Linked DNA regions of Mus musculus: region 1 is linked to region 2. The links are chromatin contacts, found by Hi-C or POLR2A ChIA-PET in ENCODE. All regions are on one chromosome and are shown on one strand. Each heading gives the region's core, a stretch centred on a gene start or an enhancer-like site at or near the end of the contact. The rest is flanking DNA. Distances are from core to core; before and after follow the strand shown.

What was found. A loop is a pair of places that touch in the nucleus more often than their neighbours do. ChIA-PET counts read pairs that join two places held with the same protein, here RNA polymerase II (POLR2A).
Region 1: a map of heart shows a loop between it and region 2 (2.9-fold over the local background). The contact joins the enhancer-like site here to the promoter of Ano6 in region 2. A Hi-C loop is called at or near these places in 9 of 37 maps with a recorded cell type or tissue (T-helper 17 cell, gastrocnemius, heart and 1 more). POLR2A ChIA-PET finds 5 or more read pairs at or near these places in 3 of 5 experiments (Patski and embryonic stem cell).

The regions. Positions count from the first base shown.
Region 1 is chr15:95,824,983-95,831,598 of GRCm38, reverse strand. All of the region lies in intron 1 of Ano6 (anoctamin 6), which reads right to left. Gm17546 (predicted gene, 17546) reads left to right here and starts at 1,527. Exons shown (of 2, transcript NR_155277.1): 1 at 1,527-1,673; 2 at 6,556-6,616. Within about 2 kb of position 5,053, at least 1 of the 3 ENCODE cell types and tissues checked has a DNase peak (open chromatin) inside an H3K27ac peak, as active enhancers do; it is gastrocnemius, where a contact is called at or near this core.
Region 2 is chr15:95,787,999-95,795,057 of GRCm38, reverse strand. It overlaps Ano6 (anoctamin 6), which reads right to left and starts at 4,215. Exons shown (of 20, transcript NM_175344.4): 1 at 4,002-4,215. The coding sequence starts at 4,074. It overlaps A130051J06Rik (a long non-coding RNA gene), which reads left to right. Exons shown (of 2, transcript XR_875618.2): 2 at 6,754-7,059.

The DNA.
Region 1 (6,616 bases), core at 3,804-6,303, 36 kb before region 2:
GTGTGATGGTTTTGCTTCCACACCTCCCAGGGATGTGGCAGCCCTTGCTAGCCACGAATCTGTGAAACATGTTTATATAGATGGCAAAGTAGTTCTACACATTTTGGCCATTGTTCCTCAACACCTTAACATCCTTGCGTCTACCCGCAACACTGCCCAGTTAGTGGCCCTGGTTCCAAGGAAGTTCAGCTCTGAATCTTCCACCAAAGACAGCTATTTCTTTGTGTGATATTTACACTGAGCCACACGGCAACCTATAGGCTACAGAGCCACAACAAGGAAACACAAGCACACGGAGCTGGCAATGCTTTCCCCGTGAAAACCATGACTCTAAACATCTAGGATGACAGCGAAAGACACGATTTTTTTTTTTTTTGTCATTTAAAAAAATCTACGGAGCCAAAAAATTTAATTCAGCTATTTGGCTTGTGACCACTCACAATTACATCTTCAGCATGAACACAAAGATGATTTAAAGCACGGTTCCATGAAATAGTATTTCCATCAGACATCCTCACACCAGCACCCTGACAGCAGCATGCCATTCAAAGCACCCTGAGCAACATCCGAGGTCACCAAAATCCTGTTTTCAATCATGCCAACATTAACATTGCCTTGCAGAACATTTCCCCCCAGAGGGATCCTGACCCATAATGCAGTGGGCCACAGGAAATACACTTAGTGCTCCTATATAGCATCTCATTACTTTTAGCAACCCATGTGGACCAAAACTTAGGGCAGTGCAATTGAACAAGTGGTGCCTCGGAGCTAACAAACACGTACCATCAAGTTACACAGTACACAAGAACGTTATGGGCTTTTCTCCAGAACCGGCCACGTGAGGGGAGACCTACATACAAGTGCTGTTCAAACACAACCAGGGGAATCTTACCCAGACCGGATGGTAGAGGAGTATGAGGAGCCAGAAAAGGCCTCCTGGAGTCAGGAACATCACCTGAAGGACGAGGAGGTATCAATAAATACAATAAACAAACATAACGGCTGGCGTTGGGCAACAGAGAGCCCAGAAGAGGTGTCAGACCTGGGTCCCAGGCCTGACTCTGCGACAAGCGTCTGACCTTGACCAAGTCATTCTAACCTTCCAGGCTCTCCATTTTCCTTTCGTTAGAACTTGGTTAGGTAGGTCGGTCAGTGGGCCAGACTCTTGCTGCACACCAGGACGGCCCAGCCCGGAGCTTTTCAGAAGCCTGGTTCCCTCATCCAGGAATGCGGTTTTACTGGATGGGCCTCTTTGTCTCTCCCAAACCTCCAGCTGTTACCAACGTGTAAACCAGGGCTGAGATTTCTCTCGCTCGAAGCAACCTCTCAAATCCCTGCCGGCTTAATCTTGGTATATAATAATCCTCCTGAGACCGTCTTAAAATCCCAGTGTAGACTGCATCTCAAACATTAAGCCAGCACCTTGGGGTGGGGATCGGTTCCCGGGCACCTGAAAATTCCCAAGCTGGTGCCAAGCCGTACCCAAGGTTGACGCCCAGTGTTCCGGACCTGCATTTCCGGTTCCTATACAGGCAATGATGGATGGGAGAAAGAAGGGAAGAGGAGCTGGTAAGTCTCCCCCTCCCTCCTTCCCATGTTAAATTAAGAAGACAGCCGGATGCCAGAGGCTGCTGGTGACTTATAAATGGTCTGCAGACAGCAGTTGATTTCAGGTGAGTTTGTCCTTCACGTCCTTGCCTGACAGGTGGGAAAGTTCCAAACTGCTCTTGTTCTAAATTTAAAACCCAGTGGCATACTTCTCTAACAATGGCTCTGCAGTGTGTTCTCTGCAACTCTCAGTCAGAATTTGATTTGCATGATTGCCTGTAACATGAGCATTGCACTCCTCGCTCCTGAGGTTACTTAAATCCACTTATTAGGCACTGGTGGAGCAAACAAACAGTAATTAGAAACACTGCAGACAGCCTTTTAAACGTTTGCTGAATTACAGGTTTCCTGCACCCAAGCCCATATGCACAACATGTCCGTAGCGTCCATAAAATCAGAGCCTCAGAAACATGAGCGTGGACACACAAGCCATCTCGGAACCTCCTTGGGACTGCTAAAGATGGCTTTAGAAGAGGGCTAACCTCTGCCAGCCCTTCTCACAGCTAGAAGTCCCAGGTGAAAATGAACTCTCCGTGGGCCTGGAATAAAAGAGAAAGCCTCGGAGGAGCAGCCTTTCCACTTCCAGAAACCAAAAGCGCATCGGCACCACTGTGGCACAGTTTATACAATAAAGGCAGGTGATGCCTAAGGCTGAGAGGCTGAAGTGGGAAACTCAGGGCCACACAGAGCAGCGTTCCATCCTTAGTATCCAAGCCACAGCGGTTGGCTCATGGGACCTGCTAACCTCAGGAGTTGCTGGCCCTCCTGGCCTACACTGAGATCTTTGATGAGAAGTACGACTGCCCACATTCCATAAGAAGCGGCCCCTTGCCACCTTGCCAGACTAGGACCAGGCAGAAAGGCGCGGGTCACATGCTACAGCCGTCCTTACAAGAAAGACTGTTTAACTGAAAGTGGGCACTCCTGCTAATTAATGACTCAGACGGGACCCCTATTCCTGGGCACGGCTGGCTGAGGGTTGAGATGACTTCAGTGGCCAAGGAAAACCCCTCCCTGCGCAGCATGGGCCTCTCTGGAGAGGCTGGAAGATTTTTCTCTCAGTGCTAGCCAACAATAAACAGGAAGCGAAGACAAAGACTGTTTTCACCAAAGGCAGAGACCTACTGCCTTTATTAAGTGGTTCTTTCCATCTTGGCTTTAAAGGGAATCCAGCTATCCACTTTGGGAGTTGGAGTGGGGGTGGCTCCGGAAACAGCCTGAATGCCCACTAATAGCTGACCAAACAACCCCATCCCCCCACCCAACCCCCCACACACTGACTTACTCACTTGATGGATTGCTACATAGTATCTCAGGCACACACACACACACACACACACACACACACTTACTTGGATTGCTACATAGTATCTCAGGCACACATATACACACACACACACACACACACACACTTGGATTGCTACATAGTATCTCAGGCACACACACACACACACACACACACACACACACACTTGGATTGCTACATAGTATCTCAGGCACACACACACACACTTACTTGGATTGCTACATAGTATCTCAGGCACACACACACACACACACACACACACACACACACTTACTTGGATTGCTACATAGTATCTCAGGCACACACACACACACACACACACACACACACACACACACACACACTTGGATTGCTACATAGTATCTCAGGCCAGTCAGTGCATGGATGCCTCCTTATGACACATTAACACATGGAGAAAACTGCCGCCCCAGAACGCAAAGTGCAAAGTCGGAGGTCAGAGGAGGTGGTCACTTGGCAGAAGAGCACGCGGAGAGAGAATGTCCTTCCTTCAAACTCCTTCACAGCAGTCTGAACTCTCTTCTCCTCCGCCTGGCCTCCTTCCCCTTTAATAACAGACACGAACTTGGCGGAGCCTTATTTGGGGTTCTTCTTTATATTAATCTCCCCACATGCAAACAAAGCAACACTGTGTTAAACAGAGGGCTGGGGACGGCAACTCCTCACAATCCCGGTGTCCAAGTCCTACCACCCAGCTCCTTCGGAGATGACTACTGGAAGAGGCAGCCTTTAAGGTAAAGATTATGCTAATTAGCATAGGCTAGTAGGGTAGACCCTAAACCAGTCAGAAGAATTCTTGCTGCAGGAAGAGGTGCCGAGAGCCTGTGTGCGTGCTGAGGAAAACCATACAGAGATACAAGAGAGGGCATCTGTGTGCCGGCAGGGAGGCTGACCTGACACCTTGACCTAGGCCTTCCAGGGCTGCATGAAAAGAAGCATCTGTTGTTTCAAGACCTGTTCTGGGATGCTCTTACGGTTGCCGTAGCAACTAATAACAACTGAAGAAAAGGCAGACTCAACTCCTTGAACAAGAACAGCAATGACTCTTCCTGGCTTCAGGGGGCAGTGAACATGTGACGCTTTTCCCGTTGTTGCGGGGCAGTGGACCTGTGAGACTCCTGAGACTCTTCCGTGGCTCATCCTGACTCTCCCAGTCTCCTGTGACTCATGAGCGAATGGAAATTGCCAAACCCTGAATGCCCTAAATCAATTTGAGGTTGCTTTTACATAAAAGTAACTGCATAGGCTAATGGCAGCAAGTTTTAAACAACTAAATGTAGTGGTTCCAGCTGTAAACTCAGGAAAGCCATTTTCATAATGAAAATGCCGATGCTTTTTTTTAATTAAGGATGGAATTGCCAACATAAAAAACTAACAAGAAGCGAGGACTCACTCCTTCCGCTCTCAAATGAAACAGTTGAGAACACTGTGAAAGGCTTTGCAATTTGAATTACTGGAAACTGTCTAGAATTTAAACCTGGAACTTTCCCAGCTGCTCGACACTTGACACAGAGCTCCCAGGTTCCCAGAATCCCAGACCCTCTGATTCTTGCTATCACAGCCCCTGGTCCTGTGGTTAGAGCCATTATGCAGAAGTAAAGAGGATATCACCATGTCTAACTCAGCCATGCTAACACCCTACATGTATGCAACGCTGGTGATCCCGATGACGGTCTTGCACATGTCAAGCAAGTGACTCTACCCATGACCCAAATTTCCACACCTTTTTTTGCTCTGTGAATTTGGCCTTAAAGGGCGGATTAATTATATATCCTAAAAACCCATGTACACTAACACAAACGTGCATGGGTGTGTAGAGGTACGTGTTAACAGCTTAACATTATCTTTCAGCTATCATGAAAGGAATATATCAAAAGTGTTCGTCGGATCTCAAACCGCCCACGCTAACACTCTGTCTAAAAATGATCCTGTTCAAAGACAGGTCCCTGCATTTTCTGTATCACCAGACTATGTATTACCTCTTAAAATCGAAAGCAACTAAATGAGCTGAGCAAGGCGTCCTAGACTACCTTTTCTGTTTTCTGGAAACAGAAACTTTCCAATATAAGAAGCAGCTGAGATACAGAGACCTCTCCGCAGCATATGGGCTGGGGGCCAAAGAGAATGAGAAACGTACACACCAGCGTGACGGGTGACTACTCCAGCCACCAGCCACTAAAGATACACCTTTAACACTGAAAATTAATGCTGTCCTACAGAGAAGCAGGAGACAACATCTACAGTGTCAGGGATTGGAACACAGAGGAAGCAGGAGGGTAGTAATTTTGAGGCCAAACAGAGATACAAAGTGGCACATTGGGGGGGTGGGGGGTGGGGGTGATGACAAGAATTCCTTTAGGGAGAAAACAAAGGCTAACTATGAAATGTGGCCTGAGATTTATACTGACAGATAGCTCACAATTATAATTCGTTATAAAATGAAAAAGCTGAGGCATGCGATTTATAATAATCAACGAATGACTTCATAGATGAAACTTCACGCCAAATTCCCCTCGTTTATAAGCTCCCACAGTCCCTGTGCTGACAGCACCCCAGGACTGACGCTGGCCACTTCCTCCTAGAGTTCTAAAGTCTTGTAGAACACACACCATATTTTTAATACTTTTAACATTATTCCTTTTTACATTTACAAATGTTTTACCTACATTTGTGTCTATGCATCATATGCATGCCAGGTGCCCAAGGAAGCCAGAAGAGGGCATCAGGTCCCTGGAAACTCAGTTGTGAGCCACCATGGGGGTGCTTGGAACCCAACCCAGTTCCCCTACAAGAGCAGCCAGTGAGTGCCCTTCACTGCTGAGCCATCACCTCTCCAGCCCTGACCGACCCCTGGACCGCATTTTGTTTACTCCCTTAGACATAAAGTCTGGCAGTGAACACAAAAAAAGACTCTACTATGTGTTTGCAGGTAAACAGGATACAATAAATGCATGTGACAGAATATTACTCAGCTATTCAGTGTGATTTGTGATATATATTTTATAGGTATAGAATACATAATGAAAAGTTCCAGAAATTAATAACGTTGATGGCTGAATAACTGAGTACACTTAGTGCTAGGGAAAATTAGAAAAAGGTTAAAATGATAAATGTTATGTACATATTACCACAATGAAAGAAATACAGTGAGAGGAAGGACCGTTTGTCAGCAAGGCAAGTGAAAAAGAGTCTATGTCTGAACCGCATAAAGCTACAAACGTCCCTTTGAAAGGGCAGGGAAGCGGCTTGCCGAAGCTTTTCCAGGGCTTGTGTTTGGGAGGCAATGTAGCCGGGTGAGCTTGTCTGTTGCGATTTTCCAGCTTCTTTGTTGCTTGTTTGTTGCAGTTCTCCATGGTTTCCAAATTCTCTAGAACTGCTCACATAATCAACCCTTGCAAATACAAAGGGGTGTGGTATAGCCAGAGCAGGAGATGCCAGGCTTATCACCAGCAGGTTAAATGCGGATCAAAGTCAATTTACCTGGTGGACTATTCATGCAGCCTATCACTGTTGGGTGCTCGCCATCCCTGTGGCAGCCCAAACTCGTGAGTTAAAAGTTTTATCTTTATTATAAGGTAATGTTTTGCTTGCTTTTGTTTTTCTTTTTCTCTCTGGCAAGAAAGCATGCGGCTCAGATCTGTTGCACCACTAGACATGCCTCCGCCAGCCTTAGTGTCACAACTG
Region 2 (7,059 bases), core at 2,966-5,465:
TCTGCCGCCCACACTGCTCTACAGTTAGCCTGGCAAGGTTCCAAGCTTTCTCCTCTGTACTACTTCCGTACCAGGACTTCTCTTGACACACCCTTGATTACAGCCTAGTAAATGATTATGGCAATAAGGTGTGCAATGAAGCAGAAGAACTAGGAGTATGTATTCTTCAGATAACACAGAAGAGATTTCTACAAAGCTATAAAACCGTTAAGTCTTATGTCCAATTATCTCAGGAGTGAGTCATTCAGGTGTGGTGGCTCAGGCCTGTAATCGTATGTTCAGGAGGCAGATCGGGAGTCCAGAGCCAGCCTCAGCTACTTAAAGAGTCCAAAGAGACAGCCTGCCTAGGAGAGACTGTGTCTCCAAAATGATAAAATAAAAATAAGTAAATAACACACACATACAGTAGCATAATAAATAATAGCACACACAGAGAGATATGTCGTGATAGAGAGATAATAAGAGTAAAGATCATGAAACACAAGAGCAGAACAAATAAATGAAGGCTAAGTATATAGAGGTTAGAAACAAGGGGTGTGAGAATGCACTGGGGTCTTTTAGAGAAGCAGTTATCAGCACTACCTACAGGAGTTTCCAACAGGCTTGGGAGGAGGATGACTCACAGGGAAAGAGAGGAATTGAGGCTGGAAGCAATGGCCCAAGCCAAAGCAGCCAAGAAAAGTATGACTTCACAGACCCCACCCCACCCCACCCATCCTTCCTACCACTCAGCTCAAGAGGCGGACTTACACTATACTCGACAGCTAGAATGGGATGCTTGGAGATGCTCCTCCTCCTGTAAGCTCCGGGACACAACCCTTACACCTTGGATCACTGCAGCCACTTCTAAACCCAACTCCTGGGAGGGTTTACAGTAAGTACCATCTCCCTCCTCCTTACTTCTAAGACATCTTTCTAGGGCTCCCAAGTTACAGACAGCTCAAGATCTTTAAAATGTCTGGAGGATTCTTCACAGGAGAGTCCCTCCATGTCCTTCCAGCCTGGCATCTCTGCTCCGCGTAGGCTTTCCACAGCCTAACCACCACCTCTTCTGGAAAGTTCCCTTTCCTGCCGTCCTCCCATAGTTCCGCATACACTTCAATAAAGCCACCCTCTACAAGGGACTTTTCATGTTTCAAGGGACCCCCCGCCCTGGGACAGGGCTGTGTGCCTTGCCCCATCTACCCCACAGCCATCTGCCCTTAGCCCAGAAGGGTTACTCCACCACTGTTCATGAGGTCCAACAGACCAGGACTAGAGTGGGGGATGATTAAACATGAAATGGACCTCGGGAATAGTTTACATGGGTAGATAAGTCTTCCTGAGACTGCCACACCGAAAGAGGACAGAGAAATGGCTGGGCCATCATCTAACATGGCCTCGGTCCATTTCCCAGGCGACAGACAATCCGTCTGAGAAACCACAAAGTCAACGACCAGAAACGGACGGCAAACCGAGAGCTTTCAAACGCATCCATCTGAAGCCTGAGTCCTTCCTGAGAGCAGCCAGGTCTAGGACTACTTTCCCTTAGCAGAGTTTGAGCCACAGGTAATCCAAGAAAATAAAAGCCTTTTTAAACCTATCATACAAACTATAGTTTTGTATAGTATTATACAAACTATAGAGGAGTGAGAGGCACTGAAGAAATATATTAACCAAGAGCATCTACATTCTGCCATGAAAGCTATTGCTATTCCTTTTTTAAGATGGGGGAGGGGGGTGTAAGAGAGCCAAAGCAGAAATGAAGGTCAGAGAATATGTGGAAGTATAATAATCTCTCCTTCATCATGTGGGTCATGGGGACTGAATTCACGTCCTCCATGGGGATTGAATTCACGTCCTGGAGCTTGGTAGCGGGTGCCTTTACCCCCTGAGTCATCTCACCTGTCCTATATCACGTTTTAAATCAAGAGGAAGTGATGCTGAATCAACTGACAAACTGGAGGTGGAAAGTGTGGAGACAAAAGCTGCCAAGGACAGACCACTCTGCATTTCCGAGACTTGCAGTTACAGCCATCTCCACCAGGGCACTTCTGCAACCGCTGCCCACACAGGACTTCTGTGGCTCCTTGGTAAAATTGAGCAAGTTTTTAAGAAAAGAAAAAAAACAAAAAAACAAAAAACAAAAAACTGTGCCCCATGGGTTCACTCATCACTGCACCTTTTGGGTTACTTCCGATGGTCACGACTTAACAAGGAAGACAACCATGGGAAAGATACCATTTTCAATTCTCCATGTGGGTTCATGCCAGGCAAGGAGGCTACTCCTGCACCTAAAGCGGTACCTAAATATTGAACAACGGCCAGAGTTAGTTCTCTAAGTACCGAGCAACAACCTGAAGTAACTGTTTATAAAGCCGGGCAACCCGGCCTCCCAGAAGACTCGGCTTCACACACGCGGGTGGAACACCTCCGTGATACATCTTCTACTTTAAAATGGTTTACTTTCGTTGTTTGAGGTTTGCCTTAGATGACGTTGGGGCCTCGTGTCAAAGTAACTTTCCTGCTCTGAATTTTAAAGCTAAGCAAAATTTAACAGAAATTAACATGGGCGCTGATTATGCTTTAAACAACTATACAACGCTCCCTCTAGTGAGGAGTCCCGAAGAGAGAGACTAACCAAGAGCTTTAACACTACAAGATTGGAGGCAGAGGTTTCAATTGCAGTCCTCCATTTCACCAGCGCCTCCTCTCCCACTGTTGGATTTAGAATTAGTTCATAATAGTCTATCAACCTACTTCAGTAAACCTTCAAGAAGGCTTATAATTCTGTAGTAACATAAACGTTCATAGGTTTGGTAAAACGTCTGGGACAAAAACATAACTATGATCCACATGAAATTCATAATTCAATAAAGGACAACCAAAAATTGCCAGGACCTGCTTAAACGTTGCCTGTCCAAACAGGCTGTCTGCTATCTAAAGTATGAATCTAAATACTGGAGGCTACAGTAAGAAGAGGCAGAGGTAGTTAACTACATCGGCTGTTTTACTTCGTGGAACAAGCATGAATTACATGGGTCAGTAAAAGCAAAGCCAGCCTACTGGCAGGGTCTGAAGACAACCTATGATGCCTATCATGTAACAGAGGCTAGACCAAATTAGATTTTCTTTCTAAATTGAAATCTGAGGGCAGCAAGGGCTTACACTCAGAGCCTCTTGCTTATGTCAATTTCTATTCCGGCTGGATCTCACTTGAGTGCCTCACTATGACAGACAAGAATATTTCCCTAAGAAACTAACTGTGCTAATACGAGTGTAACTTTTTAACGCTGCTCCCGTGGGTGGTATTTTATGTAAACGGTCACTTAACTGTTCAGTCTCATGAGACAAGAGCATCCTACATCCTTTACCCAATCAGCCGCCAGGTGCAGAGCCTTAACTTGCTCAACTCTGGGAAATCAGAAACTTCTACTTGACAGTGTGAGGCTCCAGGAAGGCTAACCTGGGCACACTTTTCTCCTCTCCTTAAAAAGGAATACTATTTGCTCTCTCCACAAAGAGGAGTGCCTGATAAACCGCTGTCACAATGAAAGGCCAAGGCTAAATCGCGGCGTGGAATTCCCAAGTTCGTCTAGACCTGGGAGTTACCAAATTCCTTTGATTGGTCTGTGAGCAAAACCTGAAAGGAAGGAAAAGCCACACCCAACTCCTAAATTTACTTTGTAAAGTGTTTGGAGGCCTTGAGAGGGAACATTTTGACATCCAGGAGGCCTGATGGAAACGTGCCACGGTCCTCCGCCCGGCGTCGCCCCGCGTCCCTGCCCCGCGCCCGCGGCTCCAGCCCTTTTGTTTGTGTCTCTGCGGGCTGGTGCAGCGGCGCAGCCTGTGGCCTCGGAGAATCCGGCTCAGGTGTGTCGTGAACCCGGGAGCAGGGGCCCCCAAAACACCGCCCGGAGCGGACGCAGGAAAAAGACCCGAAGTTGCTTGGGAGGTTCGGCTTCCGCGCAGAGGCGTCCGCCCCGGATCCCCCTTGCCCTGGCCCCGGTTCCGGCACTCACCAATGTCTCCATCCTCATCGTCGTCCTCCTCCAGCTCCATGTTCAGCAGGACCTTCCTAGTCATCATCTGCATGTCTCCCGGAGACCGTCACTCGGCTGCTCTCGGCTCCGCTCGGCTCCGCTCGGCTCGGGCCGCAAGCTCCGCTCTGCCCTCTCGGCACTGCCCCGCTGCGCTCCGCCCGCGCTCTGCTTCAGCAGGCGCTGCTCAGCCTGCGACTGAGCATGCCCAGAGGGACGCCGCCGCTCCCGCCCCAGATCAAACCGCCCCGGCTGCGAGGAGCCTGGGAGGAAGTCGGGCTGGGGGGGTTGGGGGAAGGGGAGTGGCAGAAGCCGGGCGAGCCGCGCCGCGCCTGCGGGGAGCGCTGCAGCCGCAGAGGCAGGCCGGCTTCTATGAGCTCACGAGGGTCTTTAATCTGCAGAATGACGAGACGTTGCAAGGTGCCCGCTTAGTGTGGGGGAGGAAAACGACACACGTGCGCACGGAGAGCCCCTGTGCCCCCGCCCGAAGGAGCACATGCGGGGAGTGGTCGCGGGGTGCCCTCCAAGCCCCGGAACTAGGCCGAACAAAACACGCCATAGCTACGTGTAAACTCTTTAATAAGACAATATGGGAAACTGTAGTACCAGGAAGGACAAAGAAACGAAAGGGGGAAATGACGGTAGAGAGTGAAGGAATGCCGCCCTGACAACCCAAGGACTGGGGCGCAGATGCGGCGGGAGTACCAAGTCCTTGGGTCTGCACAGCTGCTCTCAAGGACGCTGGTGAATGGTGGCTTCCCTGCAGTGCCCGGGTTGTCGCTCACTCCCTGGAGAAGCACTTGCCTCCTGAGCCCGTTCCTAGTCAATGTTCAATGACAAGACACTACTACATCCACTGTGTGTTTTATTCTTTTATATTCTTACCCTTTTCCTCTTTCGCCTCTCAGATGCTAGGAGTCCAGCCCAGCACCCCTGGCGTGCTAAGGGAGTACTCTCCACTTATCTATAGTCCCAACCTCATAGTTAATGTTCTCACTTGAAGGGAAAAAACATTGCGATCAATAATAACGCAGGAATTTAATCACGAATATGCACTAAAGGACAGTACAAATTAGAGAAAACGTCCAGGAGACGCTCTCCTTGCTCCTTAAGCTCCGGTTTTTACCAAAGAAGACTACTTGTAACATGAAAAGTAAGTGCAGAACTCTGGAGATCTTGAGAAGATGAGGAGACTATGAGAGGGAGAGAGAGGAAGAGAGGCCGGGACCAGTAATGCTAGCAATGACCCCTATGGCCTGAAATGCCATCTGCGACCTGTAATACCAGTTATGACCTATAATGCCAGCCCTCCAGAGGCCGAAGCAGGGGGACTCTGAAGCAAAACTCGGCTTCAGGACAGACTGGGAACTGAGAAGGGAAGGGAAGGCTTTAGTGAACTCTCGGTTCCAGAGGTGTGTGGGTTGCAGGAGGAAGTTTCCATCTTCATTTAGCCATGGCGATTTTCGTGCGCTGAGTCCGCTGAGTCCGGTACTAAAAGTTTTTACAGTGGTCGCTTCATCTCTGCCTAGGAGTTACTGCCACTGTTTCACCTGACCGCCCGATAGGTGAGCATCTTGTCTGCAACCACAGATAGCCAGTGTTGGGGTGGCCCTTTTACTATATGCACCTCAGAAAGTGCCTCCAGAGGCCTTTCCACCCACTTCTTCCAACCCACCCGGTCTCATCACTGACCTGCTAGGTTCTCTCAGCAGATGTAGAAGTTCTGGATCTTCCGACCTAAAGCTACTTTATAGCTCGAAAATTCTTGGGCTTGATTCTGACCTAAGTCTCAGTGAGTCACTTGGAAATTGTAAGAGATTTTATAGATGCCTTTTGCTTCTTGCTTGATAAGTGTTACAGAGCCATTGTGGTCTTTTGTGTAGACATGACTGTTGCCACAAGGAAATTGAATTACTTAGGCCAGCTGTGCATCTATTGTTAGTACACCCCATTTGGTACATTAATGCATTTCCTACAGTTTTTTTTCTCATGCATTATTTTTTTTCAATCGATCAATATATGCTGCAAAAATAATCTAAGTTATAGTCCTATATAGGAGCCATACTCTTAATCCTAAGGGGGGGGGGAATGTCTGTGTAATGCATAGTTTGTGAGATAAAATGCTTGCGGCATTATGTGGCCAGTATTTGTGTTTGCAAGGCTTTTCAAAGTCAGGGTCACAAACCAAATACTTTCCTACTCATTTGTTTTCAGCCAGGATGCTCTCTCTGCCCAGCCTTCGGATGCTGGTACTCCACTGGCTTCAGTGTTCAGCCCTCTTCTCCTTCTATATAGAACTGGTGCTGTTCTACAATTTTAACTACTATCTATCCCAACCAAGAAAGAAAAGTTCTATGGGCATCCAAACAGTGTACTCACACAGGCCCCTATATTCCAAAGCTCCTGAAAAATTTAAAACCCTACAATTGCCATTTTATATTTATTTCTTTATTTCTTCCTTCCTTCCTTTTTTTGGGGTGGGGAGGTGTTGAGACAGGGTTTCTCTGTATAGCCCTAGCTGTCCTGGAACTTGCTCTGTAGACCAGGCTGGTCTCGAACCCAAAGGTCTGTCTGCCTCTGCCTCCCAAACTCTGAAATTAAAGGTGTGCACCACCACCACCCAAAAGGCAACCTTGACTTTGTAAATAACATTGTCTGTGAAATTTAATTTTGTCAGTGAGGTCAGATGGGACAATGCCTCTATTCATATGCAATACCTCATTGTCATTTCCAGGTCTCTGTAAAATGGGCTAGCAAGCAGCTGCTGTATTCTTCAATCTCTGCAATCCTCCTGAGCATACTTGAGACCACCCTAGAAGTCTGGGCACTGGCAAAGGGTCAGGATCATGACCAGGTGAGGCATGGTGGCAGCTGTCCCTTACCTGGATTGCCAGAACCTCAATCACCCAGACTGAAAAGCAAAGAATGTCTCTCTCACACAGAGATTGTCATCTCAGCCATGTGGACTGCAGTGAAAAGCCAGAGAGACGTACCTGGCTCGCCTTCTGCCTTTGCAAAAGCAGTTAGTCAGACCACCAAC